Regions from separate parts of the Mus musculus genome. Here regions 1, 3, 4 and 5 are each linked to region 2. A link is a loop called in an ENCODE intact Hi-C map of the cell type or tissue named here. Cell type or tissue: left cerebral cortex. All regions are shown on one strand. Links, peaks and the distances in the headings refer to the core of each region. The heading gives the core; the rest is flanking DNA. Region 1 has its middle 16 kb from the start of Gm45631. Region 2 holds the start of Zfp954 (zinc finger protein 954). Region 3 has its middle 17 kb from the start of Zfp418. Region 4 overlaps Usp29 (ubiquitin specific peptidase 29). Region 5 holds the start of Zfp418 (zinc finger protein 418).

Evidence for each region. A loop is a pair of places that touch in the nucleus more often than their neighbours do. Peaks named below come from ENCODE experiments on the same cell type or tissue, not always from the same donor. Only the 100,000 strongest peaks of a DNase experiment are listed, where the experiment ranks them.
Region 1: a loop joins it to region 2, with 4 times the contacts of the local background. A loop is called at or near these places in 11 of 42 quality-filtered maps.
Region 3: it touches region 2 in a loop (2.5-fold over the local background); 25 of 42 quality-filtered maps call a loop at or near these places.
Region 4: a loop joins it to region 2, with 3 times the contacts of the local background. A loop is called at or near these places in 2 of 42 quality-filtered maps.
Region 5: a loop joins it to region 2, with 5 times the contacts of the local background. A loop is called at or near these places in 22 of 42 quality-filtered maps.

The regions. Positions count from the first base shown.
Region 1 is chr7:7,276,021-7,281,965 of GRCm38, reverse strand. It overlaps a transcript of Vmn2r29 not described here. Among named protein-coding and RNA genes, the nearest start is that of Gm45631, 16 kb to the left of the region's middle. In left cerebral cortex, for the core only: a CTCF peak has its summit at 3,482 (motif pointing right); a DNase peak (open chromatin) is centred at 3,652; H3K4me3 peaks cover 941 bases; H3K27ac peaks cover 643 bases.
Region 2 is chr7:7,118,226-7,124,170 of GRCm38, reverse strand. It overlaps Zfp954 (zinc finger protein 954), which reads left to right and starts at 2,695. Exons shown (of 5, transcript NM_172738.3): 1 at 2,695-2,948; 2 at 4,761-4,799. The coding sequence starts at 2,871. In left cerebral cortex, for the core only: a CTCF peak has its summit at 3,196 (motif pointing left); DNase peaks (open chromatin) are centred at 2,661 and 3,113; H3K4me3 peaks cover 1,483 bases; H3K27ac peaks cover 831 bases.
Region 3 is chr7:7,185,207-7,191,151 of GRCm38, reverse strand. No RefSeq gene overlaps it. Among named protein-coding and RNA genes, the nearest start is that of Zfp418, 17 kb to the right of the region's middle. In left cerebral cortex, for the core only: CTCF peaks have their summits at 2,658 and 3,520 (motif pointing right); DNase peaks (open chromatin) are centred at 2,683, 2,899 and 3,515; H3K4me3 peaks cover 839 bases; H3K27ac peaks cover 256 bases.
Region 4 is chr7:6,938,280-6,944,224 of GRCm38, reverse strand. The region is part of intron 5 of Usp29 (ubiquitin specific peptidase 29); the gene reads right to left. Among named protein-coding and RNA genes, the nearest start is that of Zim3, 35 kb to the left of the region's middle. In left cerebral cortex, for the core only: a CTCF peak has its summit at 3,303 (motif pointing left); DNase peaks (open chromatin) are centred at 3,047 and 3,223.
Region 5 is chr7:7,168,275-7,174,219 of GRCm38, reverse strand. Zfp418 (zinc finger protein 418) reads right to left here and starts at 2,867. Exons shown (of 4, transcript NM_146179.2): 1 at 2,662-2,867; 2 at 2,045-2,083. The coding sequence starts at 2,688. In left cerebral cortex, for the core only: a CTCF peak has its summit at 2,714; a DNase peak (open chromatin) is centred at 2,882; H3K4me3 peaks cover 1,108 bases; H3K27ac peaks cover 716 bases.

The DNA of each region.
Region 1 (5,945 bases), core at 581-5,580, 160 kb before region 2:
TCAGTGTGAAAATATCCAGGTAATAGAGGAGATTTTAAGCCTTGGTTCATTGTCTCATTCGCAGCATGGAACTATTAAGTAGTAGATCCTAATTTTAGGGTTGTTAGTAGGTTTTGGATGGAACATTTGTAAGTGAAGCTGGGTTCTCCTGAACTGTAAATTCTAAGTGTGAAAGATTACTTCATGTGGTCCCCTTCTTTGGTCCAGGTGGCTCCCCTCAGAGTTGCTCTGTAATGGAAGGAGAGTATTAGTCACAGCCTGGCCTTCTATAATCCACAAGACCTCAAATCCCGTGTGTGTGTGTGTGTGTGTGTGTGTGTGTGTGTGTGTGTGAAATAGCTTAAAAAACAATGCATGGCAGGAGAAGCATAGCCAAAGGACAGCAAAACCACATACTTCCCTTTTAATCTAGCAGAGTCCATGGAGGAAGAAAAGGGGATAAGTTTACTCTGGGCCAAAGTTACCAAGGGGGAAGTGAAAGCACTGTGTCTTTCTCCTACAGTGTACCTTGGAGGTGCTCAGAACTCAATGAAATTATTCAAAGTGTGACTGGACTGAAATGTGTCAGGCTTCTTTTCATTTGCAAGATGATCCTCTAATGTGGGGTTGAGGATCAAAGCTGTGCTTAGACTGGCAGGTTAAGAGCAAGAATGGGGAGTGTGCTGTGGAGACTGCCTTTTTCCCAGGGAGCTCCTCTCTCAAGGACTTATTTGCCATTGAATAAGCTCCCAAGGGAAACGCACTGCCCTGCTCTTTGACACTTTGATGAAAGCCCCTAGTTTTGAACTCTGAGGACATTCTCTGTATCCCATTCACTTGGTGGTCTGATACGAACTGGGAGATGAGGGTGAAATACACATCTTTACCCAGTAATGTTCCTCCCTCTTTCCAGGACCAAAGTCTTCGGATGGCTTCCTGACAGAAGCTAGCATTTCATTTCAAGAACACTGACAATATTTGTTTCCTTCAGGTTGTTTGAACATTGGACCAATATATGGAGAAAACACTAAGTTCACTTAATTCAGGTCTACACATTGTACAAGCTTTAGAATTTCACGTGATGTGGAAAGTGAAGCATTCAGAGAAAATTGCTTTATCATTGCTGCCCAACACAGACAGTTGGAATCCTGGTAAAGACTGAATTGGTTCCCATTAAATTCCTATGGTGAAGCCCCAACCCTAAAGTTATGGCGGTTGAGGGTAGGACATGCACCTTTATGGCATGAGCCATAAAGTTAAATGGAGTTATTTGGGTAGATCCTTATCTCAGCAGGACTAATGTCCTTAAAAAATTGGAAGAACCCAAAAAGTATCTATACAGAGAGGAGGCCATCTAAAGACACAGCAGGATCATAGTAGTGCCCATCTGTCTTTCATCCTAGGAGATAAACCTTACAGAAACTTGCCTTGCTGATTCCTTGCTCTTACACTTTAATTCAACCACCACATCTGTGGCATTTTGTTATAGCAGTACAGGCTGATTGATGCCGAGACAGAAACTCAGCTTGGCAGATTGGGCTGAGCACCATTTTTGTTCCATGAAACAGCTTCAGTTCAATTTTACTGAATTGTAAGTCATTGTAAACATAGATTTTGCTAAGTGTGCTGGTATATGTTTGGTAATCCTAACCCACAGGAACCTGAAACAGGAGGATTGCTCGCATGCACACACACACACACACACACACACACAGCCAAAATCAAGGAGTCCCAAGCAGCTTGAGTTATAGTCACAGTTGTTCCTGGCTTTATCCATATTCAAGCATCCACTCTCCAGTTGTTATTTAACATGCTTTCATAGGGCGTTCTGTCTGCTTTCCTCCCTCTTGTAGATGTTCCTGTGACACAAAGGGGAGGGAACAATATTTACTCACCCTCTTAATGTGACAGATGAGGAAACTAACTCCAGAAAGTTACCATATTTCCTAGACTGCTTAAAGCCCAGTGTGGTCAGAAATAGCCTAATATGTTCACTATATGGAGCCAACATGGCTACCCTTGAACACATGCAGCTTTCTTCATATTAACTACTGGGTAGTACAGCATGACCTGACTTCATTATGCTGCAGTTAAATGGCAACATGCTTTCTTCCTTTGTGTGCATTGTCACTTTACACAGGCTCCATAATTCTGAGGAGAGGCTGCTGTGGCTTCCTTTCCGAGCACTCTCTCCTGCCTCCTTTTTCAGTGTGATGGAGATGGAGTGAACAAATATTTTTCTGCTTACCTGGTGATGGATTTTTTTCAAAGAAAATTTCACATCCTGTCTGTAGAAAAATTCACTTTGCTAAGAGAACACGAAATGCTAGACTGTTATTAAATGTCTAATAAAAGAGTGAAAGGTTAAGTTGCTGTGAATGTTCATAGGGTACAGTATCAAAGGAGCCCTATTTACATCCTAGTCTCTGTAAACAATGCTCCCTTGGTTTGTAGAGTTCGGATAACCCTATAAGAACAACTCTGGGAACTGTGTCCCTGATGCAGTAGGTAAAGTGCTTGCTGTGCAATTGTGAGTTGGTATCTCCAACACTGTCATAAAAGCTGTGTGTGGTATTGCATATCTGCAACACCTGCACTAGGAGGTACATGGATCAGAAAATAAGAGTGTTGCTTGAAGCTCATTGGCTCTAGTCCAGTCTAGCTGAATCAATGAGTTCTAGGCTCAATGAAAGGGTGTGTAAAAATAAAAAAGGTAGTTAACAATGCACGCAGACTCATAAGTTGACCTCTGACCTTGACATATAAGTGCACAAACAAGTACATATACCACACATATACATTTACACACACACACACAGAGAGAGAGAGAGAGGGAGAGAGAGAGAGAGAGAGAGAGAGAGAGAGGACATACAGACACAGACCCTAAGATACTGACGCTCTGACACTCTGTATAAGTTGAAAATGATAGAAATTTGGAAGAGGGGATGGTATGTATATTTGGTCAGAAGTTTATGTTTTATTTTACATATCCAGTAACATAAAATTAAGAGTAGAGTGTTTTTGGTTTGTTGATGCAGTCTTACTTTGTATCTCAGACTTGCCTGGTGCTCCTTATGTAAGTCGGGCTAACCCAAACATATGATGCTCCTCTTGCATTTGCTTACTTTGTGCTAGTATTAATGGGAATATACTATAATGTCTTACTTCATTTCTTATACTAAGAAAATACCTTATATTTGGACTTTCTACAGTGTGGTCAAGTTGTGACAGTAGCTTTAACCACCCTTTATAAATTGATTACAATCTTAAAATTGAAACCACTTTAATGTATATATAGGTTGACATATTCTGGGTTCACACATATGCAAAGAGTGGTGAGCCATCAATGATAATAAAAGAAAAATGAATGTGCACGTAGATTCTTTTAAAAAGTATCAAAAACCAAAAACAAGTGTCATTTGAAAAAAGGAAAATCGAACGGTCACGATGACCGCATTCTTCTCTGTCACCACCAGGTGGCGACAGAGAGCACGCCGGAAAAAACTTCCTCCAAGGGGTCGGATGTGCCTGCTTCATCCCGGCCAGGGTGAGGGGAAGCCGGCCAGGCTGGTGGATCCGACCCCGCGAGGCGGTCGCGTTTTCCATCGGTCAATCCCCGGGAGGTTGTACTTTGTGAGATACAGGAAGTGCCTCCATTTTGGACAGGAAGTCGGGCCCAGGCGCTCATGGGAGCTGTAGTGCGTCTAGGGCCCAGCGCCGATCTCCGGGGCCACCCGGTGGCGAAAAACGCGCAAGTGCACCCCCGGTTCTCTGCCTCGTGGGGACGGATCTGGGACCCGAAGGCCAGCCGTGGTTCCAGACGAGCGGTGTGGCCGTGGCGGCGGCGTCCCCGGGCAGACGGGGGTTCAGGTCCGCGTCCGCTGCTCCAGGTTGTACCTGTAGGAGTGCAGGGACAGAGCCTCTCTCTGTCTCTCTGTCTCTGTGTCTAAGTCTCTCTCTCTGTCCCTCTGTCTGACTCTAAGTCTCTCTCTCCTCCTCCTCCTCCTCCCTTCCACCCGGGGCTGCCTGGCGTCGGCGTCCGCCATCGAGGGACCCATCCCGGCTTCCACGAGTCCCGCAGCCCCCGGTTCTCCCTTCTCCTTCCTTCTCCTTCCTTCTCCTTCCTTCTCCCTCCTTCTCCCTCGTTCCTTCTCCCCGGGGACCAAGCCCGAGTCCGCTTCCGACCGCGAGGCCCCGTCCCGGCTTCCCTGTGTGCCTCGTCGCCCCTGGGTCTGTCTGTCTGTCTCTCTCCAAGCTTCCCTGTTTGCTTCCATCCCGGCCTGCCTGGCCTCTGCCATGGCCCGCGCAGCTCGGGTCTCTGCGTCAGTCTGTCCCCCTATCCTGGTTCTCCCCCTGCCTCCCTCCCTTCTCCTTCCTTCTTCTACCTTATATCTTGGGAATCCTAGGTTTTGGGCTAATATCCACTTATCAGTGAGTACATATTGTGTGAGTTCTTTTGTGATTGGGTTACCTCACTCAGGATGATGCCCTCCAGGTCCATCCATTTGCCTAGGAATTTCATAAATTCATTCTTTTTAATAGCTGAGTAGTACTCCATTGTGTAAATGTACCACATTTTCTGTATCCATTCCTCTGTTGAGGGGCATCTGGGTTCTTTCCAGTTTCTGGCTATTATAAATAAGGCTGCTATGAACATAGTGGAGCATGTGTCCTTCTTACCAGTTGGAACATCTTCTGGATATATGCCCAGGAGAGGTATTGCTGGATCCTCCGGTAGTACTATGTCCAATTTCCTGAGGAACCGCCAGACTGATTTCCAGAGTGGTTGTACAAGCCTGCACTCCCACCAACAATGGAGGAGTGTTCCTCTTTCTGCACATCCTCGCCAGCATCTGCTGTCACCTGAATTTTTGATCTTAGCCATTCTGACTGGTGTGAGGTGGAATCTCAGGGTTGTTTTGATTTGCATTTCCCTGATGATTAAGGATGTTGAACATTTTTTCAGGTGCTTCTCTGCCATTCGGTATTCCTCAGGTGAGAATTCTTTGTTCAGTTCTGAGCCCCATTTTTTAATGGGGTTGTTCGATTTTCTGAAGTCCACCTTCTTGAGTTCTTTATATATGTTGGATATTAGTCCCCTATCTGATTTAGGATAGGTAAAGATCCTTTCCCAATCTGTTTGTGGTCTCTTTGTCTTATTGACTGTGTCTTTTGCCTTGCAGAAACTTTGCAGTTTCATGAGGTCCCATTTGTCAATTCTCAATCTTACAGTACAAGCCATTGCTGTTCTGTTCAGGAATTTTTCCCCTGTGCCCATATCTTCAAGGCTTTTTCCCACTTTCTCCTCTATAAGTTTCAGTGTCTCTGGTTTTATGTGGAGTTCCTTGATCCACTTAGATTTGACCTTAGTACAAGGAGATAAGTATGGATCGATTCGCATTCTTCTACACGATAACAACCAGTTGTGCCAGCACCAATTGTTGAAAATGCTGTCTTTCTTCCACTGGATGGTTTTAACTCCCTTGTCGAAGATCAAGTGACCATAGGTGTGTGGGTTCATTTCTGGGTCTTCAATTCTATTCCATTGGTCTACTTGTCTGTCTCTATACCAGTACCATGCAGTTTTTATCACAATTGCTCTGTAGTAAAGCTTTAGGTCAGGCATGGTGATTCCACCAGAAGTTCTTTTATCCTTGAGAAGAGTTTTTGCTATCCTAGGTTTTTTGTTATTCCAGATGAATTTGCAAATTGCTCCTTCTAATTCGTTGAAGAATTGAGTTGGAATTTTGATGGGGATTGCATTGAATCTGTAGATTGCTTTTGGCAAAATAGCCATTTTTACAATGTTGATCCTGCCAATCCATGAGAATGGGAGATCTTTCCATCTTCTGAGATCTTCTTTAATTTCTTTCTTCAGAGATTTGAAGTTTTTATCATACAGATCTTTCACTTCCTTAGTTAGAGTCACGCCAAAGTATTTTATATCATTTGTGACTATTGAGAAG
Region 2 (5,945 bases), core at 497-5,496:
AGATTTAAAAAAAAAAATCAAGTGAAGAATTAAATTGCAAGAGATTTCCAGACTATTATAAATGGATAAATGGGCTGGACAGATAGGGGTGGTGCATAGATAGATAGATAGATAGATAGATAGATAGATAGATAGATAGATAGATAGATAAATATAGATAGATATATATATACATAAATATACAAGACACCTATACATATTACAATTTTAAAATAATAATATTTATTTAAAGCAACTACTATTGAAGACTTATTCTCAGAGGACCATGAAGCTTTTCTGACATAAATCACATTGTAGAATATAATTGATGTCGTTTTGTTTTGTTTTGCTTTGCTTTGCTTTGCTTTGCTTTGCTTTGTTTAAGACAGGGTTCTCTGCAACAGACCTGGCTGGCCTGGAAATCACAAAGTTCCACCTACCTCTGCCTCCCAAGCCCTGGGATTAAAGATGTACACCACTACTCCCACCATAAAAGGTATCTTCAAAAATACAAAACAATCAAAATTATTACTTGTATCTACTCATGTAACAGTCAAGTAAAACTAAAATCTACAAAGTATGCAAAGAAAAACATCAGGAGGAAAATCTAAAAATTCTTAAATTCCAATGTAAATGAAAATACCATGTATGGAGGGACAATGTGGCGCTGTAGGTTCAAGGCCAGCCTGCAGATTTTCATATAGTTCACAGGCAGCCAAGGACATATAAAGATACCCGATTTCAAGAAGGAAGGAAGGAAGGAAGGAAGGAAGGAAGGAAGGAAGGAAGGAAGGAAGGAAGGAAGGAAAAGAAAGGAAGGGAGAGAGGGAAGGAGGGATGGAGGGAGGGAGGGAAGGAGGGAGAGAGGGAGGGAGGACGGAAGGAAGGAAGGAAGGAAGGAAGGAAGGAAGGAAGGAAGGAAGGAAGGAAGAGGGGACGGAAGGAAGGAAGAGAGAGAGAGAGAGAGAGAAGAAAGGAAAAAGGACCCTTGGGATACAAACAGTTCTAAAGAAGGGCTGATAGCTATGAAAGCTGTATCAGTTACCTTTCACATCAATGTGGCAGGATATTTAATATATGTAACATAGGGGACTTCAATTTAGTCATTGAAACTTGTTTTGTCACTCGTTGTCCTGGCTTGAATCAAAGGGTAACAAAAGAAAAAAAACAAAATCCAAGAAGGGCTGGAGTGATTGCTCAGCAGTTAAAAGCACTAGATGCTATTTCAGCCTTTAGGCAAAGAGCAGGCTACATCTGACTATTGTCACTCTGTTCTGTTGTGAGGCCACTTTCCTTGGACAAAGAATCCTTGTCCATCTTATACTGTACCACTTTGTGGAGCTGGTGCTTGCCACATTGCTTGCAGAAAGTCTGGAGTATCTTAGTAATGTTCACATGTTTACAGGAGTAGTACTGGCACAGAAAGGAAATACAATCTTCAGGAGAGTAAAAATAAAAACAATAAAAACAACCTTCTAGGACTGGATTGCTATCAGGGACATCAGCCCTGTGCCTGGGCTCATTATCCAGACCCCAGGGTTCTGTAACATCAGTAGACCGGGGACCATGTACCATCTCATCTGCATCAAGAGTTTGCAGCCCAGCTGACCCAGCTGACCTGAGAGGCTCATGAATAGAGGCATTCCTACTTAAGGCTTAGAATCAGTCACACTAAGGCAGCAGATTTCAGACTTGTCCAGATGTCAGAAGACAAAACCTATCTCCGCTCCTACCTTCCAACCTTGTTTTTCTTTTAGTAAAAGGGTTTCTTGTGTATTACTGGAAATTGCTCTGTAGAGAAAGTTAGCCTTGAACTCCAAGATCCATTTGTCTCTGCCTCTCAAGTGCTGGAATTAAAGGTGTATGAGCCATCTCTTCTGGGTATTGTAGTTCAGACAATGTGGACCATGGGAAACCGGGACAGTTGCAGAAGGGGAAAGTGGAGAAGCGATATGCATGAAATTAACAGGACTTCTGCGGACACTGTCATGATTACAGATACGCCCGTGTTCGCATTTTCCAGAGCAGTCTTGGGGGGGGGGGGGAGTACAGCAAAGCTTCCTAAATGTTCCTAAATGTTCCTTTAATTTTCTCTTAGCACAATAGAAGCATTAATCCTGACGACTCCATAGTGGTGTGAGAAGTGTCTGAATCTAGAGTCCTGTGGTGAAGGAATCTTTGAATCCAATCCAAACATGTCCTTTTCCCCTCTTCCATGGTCACCATTTCTGTATTTATTAGCCCACGAACCTGGCGAGTATCATTTCACACAAGGCAAATGTCTCAAATGCAAAATTCAACTTTGCCCGTCTCCTGTATTTCTAGACATCAAATAAAACAAGGTTTCACTATGTAGCCCTGTCTGGCCTGGAACACACTATGACAGCTTCGAAAACACAGAAATCTACCTGCCTCTGCCTGCAGTTCTGTAATTTAAGAGTTCCAGCAAGCCTGACCTTGTGACTCAGCCTCTACTATTTCTAATCCACATCTAACTCACCTAAGGTAGAAAACGGTGTGGAGAAAATAGTCTCCACGCCAGTGCCAAGAAATCCACTGAAACTTGGTCTTGTCAAGCAGGGCAGTTGTGTCCGGATCGCAGAAATTTGCTCCTGCATGAACTACATTGCCCAGAAAACATTGCATGAAACTCAGCCAATGAAAATGGGCATTTCAGCGACGGCGAGAACCGTTGGGCGGGACTTTTGGCTTTGCGTGCTGGAGGTTCTTTGTAACTTCCTGGACCCGTCAGTATGGCTCACAGAAAACTGGTGTCATCTGCTTTGGCCATGGCAGGAAAGCCGGCACGTTAAAAGCGTTTGTCCCCCGTCACAGAGACGGATCTGAGGTTTGCGACAGCTCGTGTGATCTGATCCAGGCTTCGAGTGCGGATGGCGACTTCCCAGGGCCCCACCATCCTCTGGAGCCCGATGGTGATTGTGGAGGCTGCGGGTGGAGCCCTGCCCCAGGTGAGTGCCTAGTGATCGCCCACCTACCTGAGTTCTAGAGCACTGAGATCTGGGTCAGGAGCCAACAGGGCAGACGTTCATGTCCCCGACTGTAGGGTACGGATGAACGAAATAATGTTTTTTGACATCTGTGTGCTAGATCGCTAGAGCCATCCCCTCTGACTCACAGTGCCTGTTGGACTGTACCTCCCAAGGCTTGTGGGCGGGCCTGAGCTCGGAGACAGAGCCCTGGGGTGACCTCTACTGGCGTTTTAGATGAGGGAAAAAGGGCCCAGTACCCCTAAGGACCTGACTTTTGTTTATAGAGAGACTGGTAGCCATGGAAGATTTGAACAGAGGTGAAACTTGATCTATTCAAACTTTCCCAAGCATCTCCGGGGGAATATTGAGCAAGGATGAAGTTATGTGGATGGAGACAGAGATCTATGAATCCTTAGGTAAATGCTGTGGACTAATGCAGCAGTTAGGGTTGTAGACCATAGAGGGAGAGATTAGTCTTCAAATATCTGAATTTTTTTGAGACATATGTAAACGAGGCTATGTAAACGAGGCTAGAATCAAACTTGCAATCCTTTAGAGTGATTGGATTAAAGGCAGGACCTCCCACTTCCTGCTTGTTTGACTTTAAAGTAGTACTTTCTTTCCCTTTTATTATTCATTCATTCATTTACTTACTTACTTACTTACTTATGTGAAAACATTCAGCATTTAACTAAAGTCTGCTGTGTTAACTACTTTTCCCCCTGGAACTCAGGTCTGGCTGGCCTATGTAGCCAGTGCTTGCCTCAGTCTCCGAGATCTGCCTTCCTTTGCCTTCCAAGTGTTGCAGTTAAAGGGATGCACACCATGCTTACCCAATAACTTTTTTTTTTCATTTTCCCCTTGGCTTTTTATAGAGACAGGGTTTCTCTGTGTAGCCCTGACTGTCCTGGAACTCTCTCTGTAAATCAGCCTAGCCCTGAACTCAAAGATCTACCTGTCTCTGCCTCCCTAGTTCTGGCATTAAAGGAGCGTGCCACCACTGCCTGACATCTTTTTTGGTTTTTTGAGACAGGCTTTTTCTGTATAGGATTAAAGATGAAAGCCACCACCACCTGCCTCCCAATTGTATATAGATAAACCTATACATTCTAAAACAATTGTGTGTTTGTGAAATTCTCGACACAAGCATTAGTGAGGTGCATAGGAAACAGCTGTACTGAGTACTTCACGCATAGGACTCAGTTTGGTGCAATCACTTTCCTTTTGAGCTAGGATTGTGTGGCGGTATTAATGAGAATGATTTCCATAGGCTGATGTATTTGAATGCTTAGTCACCAGGGAGTGGCACTGTTTGAGAAAAACTAAGAGGTGTGGCCTTGTTAAAGGAAGTGTGTAGCTGGGAGAGTTTGCCAAGGCTAGTGTCTCTCTCTGCCCGAACCCCACCCCTCTTTCCTGCTGCATCTATATTAGGACGCAAAGCTCACATCAGCTACTGTGCCAGTACCACACCAGTCTGCTTCCCACCATGATAATGATAATGGACTAACCCCCATGAAACTATAAGCAAGCCCTACTTAAATGCTTTTGTAAGAGTTGCCTTGGCCATGGTACCTCTTCACAACAACAAAGCAGTAACTGAGACAGGCTGCCATGCTTATCCTCAGGTAACAAACTGAAGAGATTGATTCTTTGTCCAAGGTCACCCAGTAAGAGACACCATTAAGGGATGGAGCCCAGTGGGTACCCGACTGCATGTATGAGAGGGGACTTGGGTGAAATTTTGGGATACCAACACTCTTGCTTATTATTCCCAACCTTGTTTTTCTACAGGTTTCCCAGTATTCAGTGAAACCTGCCAACCAGGAAGAGGTAAGTGGAGGGTGCCCAGGAATCACACTCCTGACTTAACACATAAGGGACCTCAGGGACGGTGGTGTCCTGGGACTCTGTGCTGGAATTGTCTCTGTCCTTTTGTGATAGTTTGTTTATGCTTGGCCCAGAGAGTGGCACTAATAGGAGGTGTGGCCTTGTTGGAATAGGTGTGTCACTGTGGGCATGGGCTTAAGACCCTCACCCTAGCTTCCTGGAAGCCAGTATTCTGTTAGCATCCTTCAGATGACGATGTAGAACTCTCAGCTCCTCCTGCACCATGCCTGCCTGGATGTTGCCATGCTCCTGCCCTGTGATAATGGACTGAACCTCTGAACCTGTAAGCCAGCCTCAAATGTTGTCCTTTATAAGGGTTGCCTTAGTCATGGTGTCTTTTCACAGCAGTAAAACCCTGACTAAGACACCTTCCATTGGATTTCCCTGGCACATGCTCAGAATGAAAGGTCCCCACGTCCACAGCAGGGATTACATGGCTAGGTTTCCCTTTATGGTAACCATTGGCTGAAGATTCAAAGGTCTTAAAGCTCCAGTGATGACATTAGACCAGGCCTGGAAGTGAGATGGGTTGGGGATGATTAGAAATGCTCAGGCATGCATGAGATCAGCTGGTTTTAGTGGAAGGTAGGAATTGTGGTAGCACAGCAGCTGAGGGCTAAGTCTGCATACTGAGATGAAAATGGAGGCTCAGTGTGAAGACTGATGTGTGTGCCCTGCGGTCATGTACAGATGGCTTCCTGGCCTTTGTGCCAGGGACAGAGTGGACAACAGTGACCCAAATGTGGTCTGTGTGAGACAGATGATTGGGAGGAGCCCAGATGAATTCCCTGATAGCCTGATAGAAAGGAGGGACTTTCCTTGGCAGCCTTCTAGCTTGGATTGATTCCAGCTGTGGTGGTTTCAACGGAGATGTCCCACATTGGCTCATAGACTTGAATACTTGGTCCTCATTGGTTAAAAGTCTGGGGAGAATTATGAGATATGGCCTTGTTGAAGGAGATGGAGGTGGGCTTGTATGTTTTTAAAGCTCTTGTCATTTCCAGTTAACTCTCTTAGCTTGCTACCTATGGATCATGATGTATTTAATTTCTCAGCTAGTGCTCCAGTGCCATGTATGCCTGTAGCCAT
Region 3 (5,945 bases), core at 376-5,375, 67 kb before region 2:
GGGAAAAATCCCTAAAGAGAACAGCAATGGCTTGTGCTGTAAGATCAAGAATTTACAAATGGGATCTCATAAAATTACAAAGCTTCTGTAAGGCAAAAGACACTGTCAATAAGATAAAAAGGCCACCAACAGATTGGGAAAGGATTTTTACCAATCCTAAATCAGATAGAGGACTAATATCCAATATATACAAAGAGCTGGACTCCAGAAATTCAAATAACCATATTTAAAATGGGGTTGAGAGCTATACAAAGAATTCTCAACTGAGGAATACCGAATGACTGAGAAGCACCTGAAAAAATGTTCAACATCCTTAATCATCAGGGAAATGCAAATCAAAACAACCCTGAGATTCCACCTCACACCAGTCAGAATGGTTAACATCAAAAATTCAGGAGACAGCAGATGCTGGTGAGAATGTGGAGAAAGAGGAACACTCTTCCATTGCTGGTGGGATTGCAACCTTGTACAACCACTCTAGAAATCAGTCTGGCGATTCCTCAGAAAATTGGACATAGTACTACCGGTGGATCCAGCAATACCTCTCCTGGGCATATATCCAGAAGATGTTCCAACTGGTAATAAGGACACATGCTCCACTATGTTCATAGCAGCCTTATTTATAATAGCCAGAAGTTGGAAAGAACTCAGATGTCCCTCAACAGAGGAATGGATACAGAAAATGTGGTACATTTACACAATGGAGTACTACTCAGCTATTAAAAACAATGAATTTATGAAATTCTCAGAAAAATGGATGACTCTGGAGGATATCATCCTCAGTGAGGTAACCAAATCTCAAAAGAACTCATGTGATATGCACTCACTGATAAGTGGATATTAGCCCAGAAACTTAGAATACCCAAGATACAATTTGCAAAACACAAAAAAAAAAAAAAATCAAGAAGGAAGACCAAAGTGTGGATACTTCATTTTTCCTTAGAAAAGGGAACAAAATACACATGGAAGGAGTTACAGAGACAAAGTTTGGAGCTGAGACAAAAGGATGGACCATCCAGAAACTACCCCACCCGGGGATCCATCCCATAATCAGCCACTAAACCCAGACACTATTGCATATGCCAGCAAGATTTTGCTAAAAGGACCCTGGTATAGCTGTCTCTTGTGAGGCTATGCCAGTGCCTGGCAAATACAGAAGTGGATGCACATAGTCATCTATAGGATGGAACACAGGGCCCCCAATGGAGGAGCTAGAGAAAGTACCCAAGGAGCGGAAAGGGTCTGTAACCCTATAGGAGGAACAACAATATGAACTAACCAGTACCCCTGTAGCTCGTGTCTCTAGCTGCATGTGTAGCAGAAGATGGCCTGGTCGGCCATCACAGGGAAGAGAGGCCCCTTGGTCTTGTAAACTTTATATGACCTAGTCCGGGGGAACACCAGGGCCAAGAAGTGGGAGTGAGAGGGTAGGGGAACAGGGTGGGGGTAGGATATAGGGAAATTTCAGGATAGCATTTGAAATGTAAATAAAGAAAATAACTAATAAAAAAAAGCTAAAAAAAAAAAAAACCCGAAGTAAGCAAATTTCAGCTGGAAAGCAAGTATCTATGGACTGCCTGGACTAAACTATGCGTCTCAAAGTTCACGTCAACATTCTATTCTTCAGTATGACCATACTCAATGGCAGTCTCTGTTTGGAGATAATTAAGTTTAAATGAGGACAGAAGAGTCCTGCTCCCATCTGACAGAACTATGATCTTACAAAGAGAAGCGCCTGGTGTGGTGGTGCAAACCTTTATTTTCAGCACTCAGAGGCAAAAAGCAGCTGGATCTCTGTTAGCTGAAGTCCAGCCTGGTCTACATAGTGAGTTCCATGCTAGTTAGAGTGGTATGCTATTGCAAAATAAATACAAAAGAAGAAGAAGAAGAAGAAGAAGAAGAAGAAGAAGAAGAAGAAGAAGAAGGAAGAAGAAGGAGAAGAAGAAGGAGAAGAAGAAGAAGGAAGAAGAAGGAGAAGGAGAAGGAGAAGGAGAAGAAGAAGAAGAAGAAGAAGAAGAAGAAGAAGAAGAAGAAGGAAGAAGAAGAAGAAGAAGAAGAAGAAGAAGAAGAAGAAGAAGAAGAAGAAGAAGAAGAAGGAAGAAGAAGGAGAAGAAGAAGGAGAAGAAGAAGAAGGAAGAAGAAGGAGAAGGAGAAGGAGAAGGAGAAGATGATGATGATGATAGTGGAATGAAAATGAACAAAGTATGTGATATGCATTATGAAAACATTACATGAAACTCGTTTGTTTAATTACTATAGGCTAAAAGAAATAAGAAAAGGGGACTAAGGATGACCTGGCAGTTAGGAGCACATGCGTTCCCTAAGCCCAAGAGTCTGAAAGGGTGGGGTCCACCCTGGGATCTGGGATCTAAGGCTTACAATGCTCTGTAGCTCCTGTTAAAGGTGAATCTGCCGCTGCCATCTCACCCCCAGAGACACCTGCACACACACACACACACACACACACACACACACACACACACACACACACCAAATCGAATTCTACAATCAACTTAAAAATAGTTATGATAAAAACCTAAAAAATTGGAATCACTTGAGTTATTATACTCGTCTCTCACTCAGGAGAACGCAACAGGTTTTGCCACTGAGGCAGCAGCCCAAGTACTCTGCAAATGCTGGAGCATCCCTCACCGCGGCCGGTTGGTGGCGACAGAGCTCCTCACCTGTCCTCTCTGCCCATCTTAGTCACCACGCCACACTCTTGTATCTCCGATAGGGAGAAAACAACAACAACAACAACAACAACAACAACAACAAACCCAGCGCAGCTACAAGGACCACTGGGCAGAGTTAGAAAAATCTAGGAAATCTCGCCCATAGCTTGCGGCCCTAACACAGAAAAGATCTTTCCGAGAGACCATTGGTCCAGCCGTTTGCCACTCTATGAATTGTGGGTAATGTAGTTTCCTTAGCTCCTCCACCTTCTCAGTCGGTCTCAGTGGCAATTTTATGCATACCAATCAGGATTCTGGAAACTGCTAAAAGTATAAGAATAATAATCCACTCACGGAAAAGCGCAGGATTGGGATAAACAACGTCTAGGATCGAGTTCCGGTCCTGTGTGATAAGAAGGACCCCTGGCGTTATCTCAAATAAGCCTTAGATTCCAGATCCCAGGGTGGACCCCACCCTTTCAGACTCTTGGGCTTAGGGAACTGCAGCAGAAAATACAGAGTAGAAAGAAAAAAAAAAAAAAAAAGACTTAGAACTGTTTGAGTCATATGGCATCAGTAAGACCAACCAAACCAAACAACAACAATCTGATGTTTTGGAGTCTCTTGGGATCTCTTCATATCTATGAACTGGTAAAGTAGAGCTGGGTGAGGACTGGGTGTCTGGAGGGAGAAGCTGGATTTGGAGCCATCTGTAGCTGTTCAGAATGCGATTAATATGGCTGTGCATTACCCCTAAGACGATGTTTGCGATCTTTATCTTTCGTTCGTTCTTTTTTAAATATTTATTTTTATCTCTATGTGTACCCACGCAGGCCAGAAGAGGGTGTCAGATCCCCCAGAGCGGGGGTAAAGGTCAGGCATTAGCAGTCTAACAGAAGTGCTAGGGACTGAACTTGGGTACACTGGTTGACCTCTTAACTGCTGAGACATCTCTTCAGCCTCTTAAGATTTTCTCAAGTGCTGGTTTGGAGGTTCTAGCAGGAGAGAGCAGCTACTCACATACTCTTCATCAAATACTGGTCTTTCTCTGCTAGGAAATGTTTTCTTCTTGGACCAAGCTCACACAATGTTCCATATTTTTCCTGATGCTGTGAACCACAATGGACTCAATTAATTTAAACCCATCTTGAAGTTTTTAAATATAAGTTACCTTAACTGAAATCACTAGTATAAGTAAAATACATTCTCCAAAAAAAGATCGGAATACTTATGTTCTTTGTAGCTTTATTAATAGTCTTCAATTAGCAATTAGCCACTTGGCCATTAACACATGACCACTGACTTGTCCACAGAATTCTGGATAACAATAAAAATTATGTGTTCATATAGGTAACAGTAATGAGCCAATTATCCAATATGGAAATAATTAGAAAACAGTGTGGACACTTCGCCTCTTCTTAGAATTGGGAACAAAACACCCATGGAAGGACTTACAGACACAAAGTTCGGAGCTGAGACGAAAGGATGGACCATCCAGAGACTGCCCCACCCGGGGATCCGTCCCATAATCAGCCACCAAACCCAGACACTATTGCATACACCAGCAAGATTTTGCTGAAAGGACCCTGATATAGCTGTCTCTTGTGAGACTATGCTGGGCCTCGCAAACACATAAGTGGATGCTCACAGTCAGCTATTGGATGGAACACAGGGCCCCAATGGAGGAGCTAGAGAAAGTACCTAAGGAGCTGAAGGGGTCTGCAACCCTATAGGTGAAACAATATGAACTAACCAGTAACCCCGGAGCTCGTGTCTCCAGCTGCAATGGTAGCAGAAGATGGCCTAGTCGGCCATCTTTGGGAAGAGAGGCCCCTTGGTCTTGCAAACTTTATATGCCCCAGTACAGGGGAAACACCAGGACCAAGAAGTAGGAGTGGGTGGGTAGGGGAGCATGGCGAGGGGAAGGATATAGGAGACTTTCAGGATAGCATTTGAAATGTAAATGAATACCTAATTTAAAAAAAAAAAGAAATTTGTAAAATATTTGGAAGAAAAAAAAACAGGCAAACACTTTCAGATTCTGTTCAAATAAAATTATAAGAGCTACAAATTAAACCATTTTGAAAGTAAGCAAATCACCAAATACCTAAAACCCCACGGAAAACATAATACAAGAGCAGAAAAATTCTGGATTGAAACATTATTGATATCATGATGGTTTTAAGGTTTTATAACCTGTTCAATGCTTATACCATAAAAAATTGTACACACAAATGCACATCTGCTATACATCAGTGTGTTAATTTTGCATAACCAAAGGAATGATTTACATTGGTTCAGTTTCAAAGGCTTTCAGTCTGTCAAAATGGAGGATATGGGGGTGTGGTAGGGTGCAGCTTAGCTCAAGGCAACAAACAGGAACACATGGGGAAGGCTGCTCACAACATGGTATTAAGCAGACTGGCAGCAACAACTGGGGGCTTGGTTCTCAACCTTCCTAGTGCTGTCACCCTTTAATATGTACCTCATGTTGTGGTGACCTGCAACCATAAAACTATTTTGTTGCGACTTCATAACAATAATTTTGCTACTATTCTGAACTGTATTATAAATTATGTGACTACCAAAGGGGTCACATACGGTTCCAAAGGGGTTGAGAATTGCTGAACTAGGGGTTGGTATAACTTTCAACACCTGCTTTTAATCACCAACTCCTGCTCACTTTTGCCACAACTCCAAAGATTCCACTGCTTGCCAATGTAGCAAGGTTTTTAAAACGTGAGAGGCAATTCAGATTCAAACCATAAAATCCCATTCCTGGCTCCCAGAGGCTCACAGCTCTCTTATGATGCAAAAAAAAAAAAAAAAAAAAAAAAAAAAAAAAAATTCATTTCCCCCAACTTCAACAGTCTTATTTATGTCTTAACAGTTTCAATACTGTTCAGAGGCCCCTTTCTTATGTGAGCAAAGGTTAAACTCTAAACTGAGCAAAGTAAAACCAAAAAGGGGGGGGTTGTAAATCCAAAATAACAGTGGCACAGACTAAACATACCTACTTCAAAAGGGAAGAATTGGGCCACAGAAGGGAGGGATGGAAACTAAGGAGAGCAACAAACAATATGGAAAAAACCCAAATTCTGTAGCACTACTTCTGGGATCAGGATCACTTGAGATCTAATAGGCTTGAGTATGCCTAACCCTGAGGCCTTGTCACATACCACCCAGCATCTCGGGCTATGCCTGGAATTGGTGGAAGCCTCTACACACTCCTCTGTAACTTATATCCTGCCTGCCTGTAAAAGGAGCACC
Region 4 (5,945 bases), core at 677-5,676, 180 kb after region 2:
GAGCAATTGTGATAAAAAACTGCATGGTACTGGTATAGTGACAGACAAGTAGACCAATGGAATAGAATTGAAGACCCAGAAATGAACCCACACATCTATGGCCACTTGATCTTCGACAAGGGAGCTAAAACCATCCAGTGGAAGAAAGACAGCATTTTCAACAAATGCTGCTGGCACAACTGGTTGTTATCATGTAGAAGAATGCTAATCGATCCATTCCTATCTCCTTGTACTAAGGTCAAATCTAAGTGGATCAAGGAACTTCACATAAAACCAGAGACACTGAAACTTATAGAGGAGAGAGTGGGGAAAAGCCTCGAAGATATGGGCACAGGGGAAAAATTCCTGAATAGAACAGCAATGGCTTGCGCTGTAAGATCGAGAATTGACAAATGGGACCTCATGAAACTGCAAAGCTTCTGCAAGGCAAAAGATACTGTCAATAAGACAAAAAGACCACCAACAGATTGGGAAAGGATCTTTACCTATCCTAAACCAGATAGGGGACTAATATCCAATATATATAAAGAACTGAAGAGGTTGGACTCCAGAAAATCAAATAACCCCATTAAAAAATGGGGCTCAGAATTGAACAAAGAATTCTCACCTGAGGAATACCGAATGGCAGAGAAGCACCTGAAAAAATGTTCAACATCCTTAATTATCAGGGAAATGCAAATCAAAACAACCCTGAGATTCCACCTCACACCAGTCAGAATGGCTAAGATCAAAAATTCAGGTGACAGCAGATGCTGGCGTGGATGTGGAGAAAGAGGAACACTCCTCCATTTTTGGTGGGATTGCAAGCTTGTACAACCACTCTGGAAATCAGTCTGGCGGTTCCTTAGAAAATTGGACATAGTACTACCGGAGGATCCAGCAATACCTCTTCTGGGCATATATCCAGAAGATGCCCCAACCGGTATGAAGGACACATGCTCCACTGTGTTCATAGCAGCCTTCTTTATAATAGCCAGAAGCTGGAAAGAACCCAGATGCCCCTCAACAGAGGAACGGATACAGAAAATGTGGTACATTTACACAATGGAGTACTACTCAACTATTAAAAAGAATGAATTTATGAAATTCCTAGGCAAATGGATGGACCTGGAGGGCATCATCCTGAGGGAGGTAACACAATCACAAAGGAACTCACACAATATGTACTCACTGATAAGTGGATATTAGCCCAAAACTTAGGATACCCAAGATATAAGATACAATTTGCCAAGTGCATGAAACTCTAGAAGAATGAAGACCAAAAAGTGTGGACACTGTGCCCCTTCTTAGAATTGGGAACAAAACACCCATGGAAGGAGTTACAGAGACAAAGTTTGGAGCTGTGACAAAAGGATGGACCATCTAGAGACTGCCATATCTAGGGATCCACCCCATAATCAGCTTCCAAACGCTGACACCATTGCATACACTAGCAAGATTTCGCTGAAAGGACCCAGATATAGCTGTCTCTTGAGAGACTATGCCGGGGCCTAGCAAACACAGAAGTGGATGCTCACAGTCAGCTATTGGATGGATCACAGGGCTCCCAATGGAGGAGCTAGAGAAAGTACCCAAGGAGCTAAAGGGGTCTGCAACCCTATAGGTGGAACAACATTATGAACTAACCAGTACCCCGGAGCTCTTGTCTCTAGCTGCATATGTATCAAAAGATGGCCTAGTCGGCCATCACTGGAAAGAGAGGCCCATTGGACTTGCAAACTTTATATGCCCCAGTACAGGGGAACGCCAGGGCCAAAAAAATGGGAGTGGGTGGGGAGGGGGGGAGGGTATGGGGGACTTTTGGGATAGCATTGGAAATGTAATTGAGGAAAATACATAATAAATTAAGAAAAAAAAGTTAATAACGGAGCTGAAAGCTTTCCATCCCTGACTGAAACATCCTTACTCAGTGTTTGCCTATCTAAAACGTTCTTTTACACAAAGTCAAGAAATGCGGGTAAAAATGTAGCTCATGGGTAGAGCACCTGCTCAGCGCGCACACGGTCCTGGGAGGCATTCCCAGCACCACAGAAACAACCACGCCACACAGCCTTTAGTCCCAGCACTCGGGAGGCAGAGGCAAGATGATCTCTGGGAGGGAGGTTAAGGCCAGTCTAGTGCACACCGTAGTCCAAGTCAGCTAAGCCTACGTGATAGTCAGACCCTGTCTCAAACAAGAGCAGCAGCAACCACCACCAAAACAAAACGGCAGCAGAGGTTGGTATTCAGGTAAAAATAAAAGATAAAAGTGCATGAGAAAGCCTCTAAGAAAGCATATTTTAAGTCTTTTCACACACAAATAGGTATATGGGGCGATGCCTATGAAAACAGCTTAATTTTTTTTTTTTTTTTTTTTTGGTTTTTCGAGACAGGGTTTCTCTGTATATCTCTGTATAGCCCTGGCTGTCCTGGAACTCACTTTGTAGACCAGGCTGGCCTGGAACTCAGAAATCCACCCGCCTCTGCCTCCCGAGTACTGGGATTAAAGGTGTGTGCCACCACACCCGGCTTAATGTAGCAATTCTAACAAGTATCGCTACAATATATATTCACTGAATTTTCTTAGATTGATTTATTTTATGTGTGTGAGTGTTTTGCCTGCATGGAGGTATGTGCACCATGGGAAGAGGGTATTTAACCGCTGGGATGGAAGTATGGATGGTTGTGAGCTGCTGCGTGGGTACTGGAAACTGAACCTGGAACCATCTATATGAGCAACATGTTGCTCTTAACCACTGACACATCTCTCTTGCCTCCTAGATTCTTTGTTGTTGTTCTTTTATTTGGTTTGGTTTGGTTTTTCAAAACAGGGTTTCTCTGTGTAGCCCTGACTATCCTGGAACTCCCTGTGTAGACCAGGCTTGCCTGGAACTCAGAGATCTGCCTGCCTCTGTTAAAGGCGTGCGGCACCCCATTGTCCAGCTCTAGATTCATTTTTTGACTTGTCAGCCAGTAAGCAAAATGATAGATCTGGGGATATATCCCAGTTGCTTAACTTGCAGGGAGCCCTGCACTCGCTACCTAGCAGCGCATAAAACTGGACACCATGAAGCATGCCTATTACTTTGCAAGTGGAGGATCAGGACTTCAAGATCACCTCAGGCTAAGACGCAGTAAATTCAGGGTTAGCCTGTGCCACATAAGACCCTGCCTCAAAATGAAACAAGCCATAAAAGAGAAACATACATCACATGTATGTACATACGTGTACACACACGCGCGCGCGCGCGCGCGCCATGCTGGGGGGGGGGTGCCTTTTTTTTGGTTCGGTGTCTACCGCCATCTGGTGGCAGCAAGTAGCAATTGCTACAGAAATTCACAGGCTCAGTTAAGACCAAGCCTTCAGGAATGCAGGTATTTGGAGGCATTTGGAGACATCAGTGACTCAGAAAAAGCACATATCTGCGTGGCCTTAGCTCCACTCACTATGTAGTGGTCTTTCTTACTTCTCTTAATTGAATCTCCACGTGTATATGTATGTAGATACATTGCAGAATTGTAAAAGTTCAAGTTAAAGGTAAGTATACTTGGGTTGTTCACGCTGTATTCTGATTCTTGTATTTTTTTTTCTTCCATTTTTTTTCTTCCAGCCTTTCTGACTTAAAATGGAAACGTATTTTGACAGGCTTATCTGATTAAATCTATTGTCTCAGAAATCCCCTTTTATGTTTTTAAAGATTTATTTATTTTTATTTTATGTGTATAGGTGCTGTGCCTGCTTGTTCTATGAATCACTTTGGTGCAGTGTCCTCCCTTGGAGGGAGGCTAGAGGAGGGCATAGAATCCCCTGGAACTCTATGGGTACTTGGAATTGAGCCTGGGTCCTCCACAAGGTCTGTAAGTTCTGTTTTAATCTCTCTCTCTCTCTCTCTCTCTCTCTCTCTCTCTCTCTCTCTCTCTCTCTCTCTCTCTCTCTCTCTGAAGCAAGGTTTCTCAATGTAGTCTTAGCTATCCTGGTACTCACTATGTAGACCAGGCTGGCCTGGAACTCACAGATCCTCTTGCTCCTGTCTCAGGAGTGCTGGGATGAAAGGTGTATGTCACCATGCCCAGCCAGTAAGTTACTGAACTATCTCTGCTTAGAGAGATGGGGTGGGAGGGGGAGGTTCTGGGGAAGTGGGAGAGGAGAAACATACAAACATCCATTGACAGTTCACTGCTTTGCAGGCAACAGAACTTCCTGTATCCCAGAGGCAGCCACTGCCTTATACCCTTCCTACCCACCACTAATCTGCTAAACTCCAAATCCGTAGCAGCCTCAAGGAAGGGTGGGACAATGCGATTATCTTCCTGACTACTGCTTTAGACTCTATTTAGTCCCTGAATTAACCTCCTTAGCCCTCCCCCCTCTAAGCTTGGATACCTCTTCTTCTTTTTTTCTTTTTAATTTCCTTTCTTTTTTTCTTTTATTCTTCTCTCAGACATTATATCCTGGCCACAGTTTCTCCTCCCAGATCCACTCTTCCTGTTTACCTTCAAAAACAAACAACAAAAGCAAAACTGAGGGAACATGGCATACCAAGTTGCAATTAAACTACGCACAAAGCCTCCTATCAGGGCTGAATGAAGCTGGACTACGCAAGCCAGTGGGAGGAAAAGGGTCCCAAGAGCAGGCAAAAGAGTCAGAGTCACCCCTGACTCCCATCTTCAAGCGTTCCGCAAGAACACCAAGCTACACGACCATAACATATATGTAGAGGGCCCAGTGCAGACCCATAGAGGTTGTTTGACTGCCACGTCAGTCTCTGTAGCCCCTATGAACCTTGATTAGTTGATTCTTAAAAACAAAACAAAACTTTCTTTATTTTATTTTAATTTTATGTGTATGAGTATTTGCGTGCATATATGTATGTGTGCCTGGTACTTGAGGCCAGGTGGTGGTGGGGGGCGGGGGGTCTCATGTGTAGCCCTGGAAGTCGCTATTACTTAGATCAAGATGGCCTCAAATGTACAGAAATCCACCTGGTCCTGAGTGTGGAGATTAAAGGCATGTGCCACCATACCAGACAGCTACAGCCTTCCAAATGAAGAAACTCACGTCTACAGGTCATTGTTGGATCCCTATCCCAGTCTCTCCCATGGTGAGCGGACGACATTAACAAAGGATATTTCTCCTCAAATCCTCCTCTCAGCACATCTGTCTGTAGACCCTGGAATGTATTTAAAATGAGAATCTGGTGCTACTTCTGGGGCTGAGGAGGGAGCTGGGCCAAGTCAGCAGGTGTTAGGGGAGATGTCTCAGGCTGAGTTTGGGGTCAGGTTAAGACATCTCCCAAGAGGCACTGTGTAACCAGACCATTGAGAGATGGATGGCTACTGAAAGGAAAAGCATCATCTCGGGACCCCCAAGACCAAGTTCTAAGCACAAAGGAGCAGGGAAGTAAGAGAGACACAGGAGGCAGAGGATGGGGAAGAAGGGAGAGGTTATAGGGATATTTGTCCCAAAGGACAATGGAACAAAGGACTGCCTCTGAAGGAAACAGACGTGGCACCGAGGAGCATGACAGTTTATAAAGGTAAAGGGGAAACCCTGTGCTAGGATGAGGTGTTTAATTTTAATTGGGCATGTTTATTAGGTGAGCCAAAGGGGGCTTTTGACTGCTGGACTTTAATACTTTGATAGCTGGACCTTGGTAGTCAGACTAGGGAGGAGCAAGTGGCCAAATAAGGGACTAGACCTTGGAGGCTAGCTTTAGGAATGTAGTCTAAGGGGTTTTAGCAAGGCAGAGGGAATGGAGGAGAAGGGCAAGGCTTGCCAGAGCTGCACTCACCACACTGGCCAGAGCCCCTTCAAACTGTCTGCACTCCCCCAGCTGCCCAAATCCTGTGTTGTCAGAATTAGGATTAGGCCCACATCCAGCATGCTGGCGACCCAAGAGATCAGAAGACAGAAGTACACAGAGGAATGACTTCGGGAGAGCAGTGCGTGTGTCTAGCCTCTGAGC
Region 5 (5,945 bases), core at 352-5,351, 50 kb before region 2:
AAATGACTTTTTGCTTTAAGCAACAGGTGGTAATTTTTTATTTTTTTTTGAAATATAGCCATTTCCCTTTGCATGTGGTAGGTCTTTCTGTACCTGTTATACTACCAAGAGCAGAAGCTGTGGTACCCACTCTTATCCCAGCCAGTCCACAGTCATTCATGCACTAAAGCACTAAAGCAAGGGCCCTATTACAGCTGATTCTTTGCTCACAAATCAAGTCACGGAGTCCTACTGCAATGGTAGGAGGGGTACAAAATGCCTGTTAACCAAAGAAAGTGTCTCTGTGTGTGTGTGTGTGTGTGTGTGTGTGTGTGTGTGTGTGTGTCTGGGTGTGTCTGGGTGTGTCTGGGTGGGACACCCTGAACCCAAGACAATTCCAAACACATTTAAAGATAACACTACTCAAATGTCCCTCTCCATGTACTTAAAGACTTTGGAAAGCTTATCAATCAACTTTGTTCTGCAATTTTCCTAGGGTTCCTCCATAAAACCAAGAAAGTGTCTGTTATCCAAGTCGCAGGGCCTGCTAACATTTTCCATCTCTATGTGTTTCACTTAGTCCACACCTCTCTTATAACAGCTCATTCCCACAGCCACCTCAAACTCCACAGCATATACCACAGGCATCTCCTTGGGCTCCTGCATTACTTAGCAGGAGGTATCTAGAGAAAGCTTCATATATGGAGGCAAGATCCATCACTACCCAAATTTTGAGGCTTCCTAGTGTCAGAGGCAGCTGCCATCCTCTCTTAATGCCTTGCTGGCTGACTCTGTTCCTTGCTCCAGTGTTAGCCACCATCATACATGTGGCATTTAATGCCACTTCAACAGTCACAGGTTTCCTCTAACAAAGCTCTACCAAAAAGTCTAGCTACAGGGGCCTCCTCTGCAGATACACTGATTCTCCCAGATGAACACTTTGCGCTCTCAATTCCTAGAATGAAACTCTTCACTTTTCAGACACTTCAAGAATCCTTCCTAAATGTTGGTGCGATGTGTGTGTGTGTGTGTGTGTGTGTGTGTGTGTGTGTGTGTATGGTGTTATGCTTATGGTATTACTAACAAGACCAGCTTCCTTTTGGCCATGATGGCAGACTCTCATTGTATAAGCACTTAGGAGGCTGAGGCAGGAAGGAGTATCACCTGATCAAAGGAGTTAAGAAAAAGCCTTCAGGACACTCCCTAACACCCTAGAGCTCCCAGGGACTAAACCACCAATCAAAGAGTACATATGGAGGGACCCATGACTCCAGCTGGATATGTAGCAGAGGATGGCCTTATTTGGCATCAATGGCATCCTTGGTTCTATGGAGGCTTGATGTCCCAGAGCAGGTGAATGCTAAGGCAGTGAGGTGGGAGAGCTCCCTCACAGAAGCAGAGAGGAGGGGGATAGGATAGGGGGTTTGTGGAGGGGAAACTGGGAAGGGGGATAACATTTTAAAAGTATTAAAATAATAAAATAAAGCTGATTCTGTTTCCTAATCCACCCGTATTCAAGGATAAACAGCAGCCTTCAGCAATCAGGATGTCTCCATGCTTAATTTTCCCCAGAGTTGTAGATCTGTGTGACTAGCCAGCGGCTGACATTCCCACTATACTACTGGGTTTTGAAATCTCAGTCTCCCTCTTTTTGTATTTATTTATTTATTTATTTATTTATTTATTTATTTATTTATTTTCTCCCAGTATGCATATGTATGTGAGTGTACAAGTAGAAAAGCAGGGCACAATTTTCAGGAATCAGTTCTCTCCCTTTATCATGTAGGTTCTGGGGACTGACTTAAGTACTCAGGCTTGGTAGCAAGTGCCTTTACCAACTGAGCTATCTTATCAATCACTCATTCTTTCTTAGGGTCTCACCATGTATCCCAGGCTGGCTTTGAACGTGCCTTGGTCCTCTCTAGTGTTCAGACTCCAGGGATATGCCTCCATGCTAAATGTTACATTCCATTCTTAAGAACCCCCACAAAAATGAATTCCACTACCAACGTGAGGCAAGAAGTGTGGCCACACTGGTGAACTTACTAGAACACCCCACACTCACCTGTATACAGACCATACCCTTTTCTGTAGATCTGGGAACCTGTGGGAAGAAAGTTGTAAGAATCAAAGACCATGGTAAGTTTTCATGGACCTGGACCCCTGTCCAGTCCTGAATCTTCATAACCTTTTATATCTAAATTATCTCTAAACTATGCATAGTGCTGAGTCATAGCAGCTGCGGGATGTTGCACAAAGCTTTATTCTCCTGAGGGCTCCATATTATTCTCTTCCAGCCCGCTCTAACTCTGTGCAGCTTTTGGAATATTTTGAATAACCTCTAGCTACATTTATCTTCCATTCAGTCCCGCTGGCTCCTCCGTAGTGAGGGCATAGTTAATGCACCTCACCTTGCCGTTTTTTTAGGCTGGAATGCTCCCGGTTAAAGTGGCCAAACGTGATACTGCCCACACAAATCAGTCAATCACTCTTCTCTTGGTCCCACTCTTCCATGCCTCATCAGACTAGTTACGAGAAATGCGGATCCCATCCACGAGCTTGGCACTGTTCTGGACACAGGGATTAAGTTTTTCATAAGGATGTGAGCTGAGCGGGAGTCCTCAAGGGGCTCTAGGACTCAAAGTATCTAGGGAGAGGGAGCGCCTAGTATGTGGCACTTACCTGAGCCAGGTGCTTCAGCGCCGCCATCCGGCTCTGTAGAGTACGCAGGGGCCGGTGCACGGCCGCCGCGGCTGATGATGGTCTGCTTGGCCGACACCCAGTGCCTGTTCGCTCTCGTACCTTTAGTCTAACTTGCTGATTTTAAAGCTCAGAATCCTCCAAATACCAACCCATGGACAGTTAAACCAAAGACAGGACAAAATGCAGGAAGTACCGCCCAATGTCTGTCGACCTTCCCAGGCAGAAACTGCCCTCTTTGGCTCAGCAGTTTGCTACTCTGCTCTTGGCATTGTGGGTAATGTAGTTCCTACTGCTCAGGCTTGAACCAACAGCAGCCCATAATCCATCCTCACAATGATCTTAATTTGTTTCAGAATATTTCTGCAGTAAAGGAAGAGTGGGGATTTTATTTGGGATTTTATTTGGGGGAACCTATATGTATTTATAAAGGAAAACACTCCAGATGCAATGCTGACACATCTCTGACCATGCTTAGTGAAGAAATATGTTGCTACTTATGGAAAGATATTCGACACACTGTAGCATGTTTTAAATAGAGATAATTTAGCCCAAATTTTGAAAGTTAAAACAGCAGACAGGAAAAACTTTTCGAGCCTCTCTTGAGAGGTTTTGTAAGCCACTCTGCATTTAGAATGAGTGAGTTAAATATAGAGTAAGCCAAATTGAAGAATAAATATGAAGAAAGAAATACCAAAACATCTAGTTGGGAGAAAATATCCAGCAAAAACCAAACAAGGCAGCCATCTGTGAGTCCTAATGGGGGAGATCCCCCGCAGAACAATGTCCTATCAGGTAACTTCAGGAAAGAACAAGGAGCACCATAAAGGGACAACATCATCCAATCAGGTATTCACAGCACTAGCAGAAGCTAACAGGGTGGGGAGGGCAAGGTGAGGCAATGACGGAGTTCCTGACTGAGCTTTCTCCCCAGGCATGAGCTTCCTATGGCTGAATTGTTCTTTTTCAATACAATAACTTATTAATGTATTATTTGTTTCTTTGTTTTAAGACAAGGCATCACTTCATAAGCCTGGCTGGCCTGGAACTCACTATGTAAACTACGCTGTTCCCTAACTCATAGGGATCCTCCTGTCTCTGGAGTGCTGGAATTAAAGGCATGGGCCATCACTCTGGGCACATTACAGAGATTTTTATATCCTAGGAGAAACAGTAGTAAATTTTGTTAGAAATGTTCACTTTATACCTGTTCTGAAGGACACACAATTTAACATTCAGGCTGTTTTGCTTTTCCCTCTGAATGAAAATTAAGACACAATAGCTCCAGGGTATGGTGGAAGAGGAAATTTTTATTGTAGATGTAAGGGAGAGTATAGACTGAGGCATCTAGAAAGATTCAGACAGACCAAGAGAGAGAGAGAATTCAAGGGAAGAAGTGAAGAGAAGAGACAGAGACAGAGACAGAGACAGAGACAGAGACAGAGAAGGGGTAGGGGGTAGGAGCAAGCTGATCAAGAGAGGCAAGAGTAAGCCAAGAGATCCTGTGGCTGAGGAAAGAGAAATTGAGGGAACTTAAGGGAGGTCCCTGGGTTAGCGTAGGGTGCAGAGTGAGAAGTGCCTACAGGAGCAAAAGGTACTGGCTGAGACTAGAGGCCAAGCAGACAATAGTATTCTTATAGCCCCTTGTTTCTCTGGGACTTGACACCCTCTTCATCACAGAACTTGAGAAGGGAGCAGCTCAACTCCAGACAAGGGACTTCAGAAAAGCACTTCCAAGGGAGTGCTTTTTCTAAGTTGACTTCAAGAGCCTCATCAAAGAAAAGTTTCATTGGATGATGTATGGGTGTGGATGTGTGTGTATGTAGGGGGGTGGTAATGGAGATCTGATATCTTGCACAGGTTATGTATTCACTAAATCACCTTTTAAAGAGAAAGTAAAGGTTTTGGTTCCCAGACTCCACTGAGACTAGTCTGCACAGGTGAGAGTGTGGACTACAGAAGATAACAGCTTCTGGGACAGGTCCCATTTCAGGGCTTCACCTTCTGCCAGGAGGCAAGTCTGAACACCAGATGTCTGTGCACCTTCCCTGAAAGAGGAGAGCCTGACAGCAGAGAGTGTTCTGACCACTGAAACTCAGGAGGGAGCTAGTCTCCCTGGTCTCCTGGTAGGGAATAACAGAATCACGAGGGGAACGATCTCTAACGAGAGACAACTATAATAACTGACTCCAGAGTTTACCAGATGGCAAAAGGCAAACACAAGAATCTTACTAACAGGACCAAGACCACTCACCATCATCAGAACGCAGCACTTCCACCTGACCCAGTCCAGGACACCCCAACACACCAGAAAACCTAGACCCAGATTTAAAGGCATATCTCATGATGATGGTAGAAGACATCAAGAAGGTCTTTAATAACTCACTTAAAAAAATACAGGAGAACACTGCTAAACAGGTAGAAGACCTTAAAGAGGTAGCACAAAAATCCTTTAAAGTATTGCAAGAAAACACGACCAAACAGGTGATGGAATTGAATAAAACCATCCAAGACCTAAAAAGGGAAGTAGACACAATAAAGAAAACACAAAGTGAGGCAACGCTGGAGATAGAAAACCTAGGAAAGAAATTTGGAACCATAGATGCAAGCATCAGCAACAGAATACAAGAGATGGAATGGAGAATCTCAGGTACAGAAGATTCCATAGAGAACATCGGCACAACAATCAAAGAAAATAAAAAATGCAAAAAATCCTAACTAAAAACATCCAGGAAATCCAGGACATAATGAGAAGACCAAACCTACAGATAATAGGAGTAGATAAGAATGAAGATTTTCAACTTAAAGGACCAGCAAATATCTTCAACAAAATTATAGAAGAAAACTTCCCAAACCTAAAGAAAGAGATGCCCATGAACATATGAGAAGCCTACAGAACTCCAAATAGACTAGACCAGAAAAGAAATTCCTCCCGACATATAATAATCAGAACAACAAATACATTAAATAAAGAGAGAATATTAAAAGCAGTAAGGGGCAAAGGTCAAGTAACATATAAAGGCAGGCCTATCAGAATTACACCAGATTTTTCACCAGAGACTATGAAAGCCAGATGATGCTGGACAGAAGTTATACAGACCCTAAGAGAACACAAATGCCAGCCCAGGCTACTATACACAGCCAAACTCTCAATTACAATGGATGGAGAAACAAAAGTTTTCCACGACAAAACCAAATTCACAAATTATCTAGCCACGAATCCAGCCATTCAAAGGATAATAACAGAAGGAAAGAAAAAAAATACA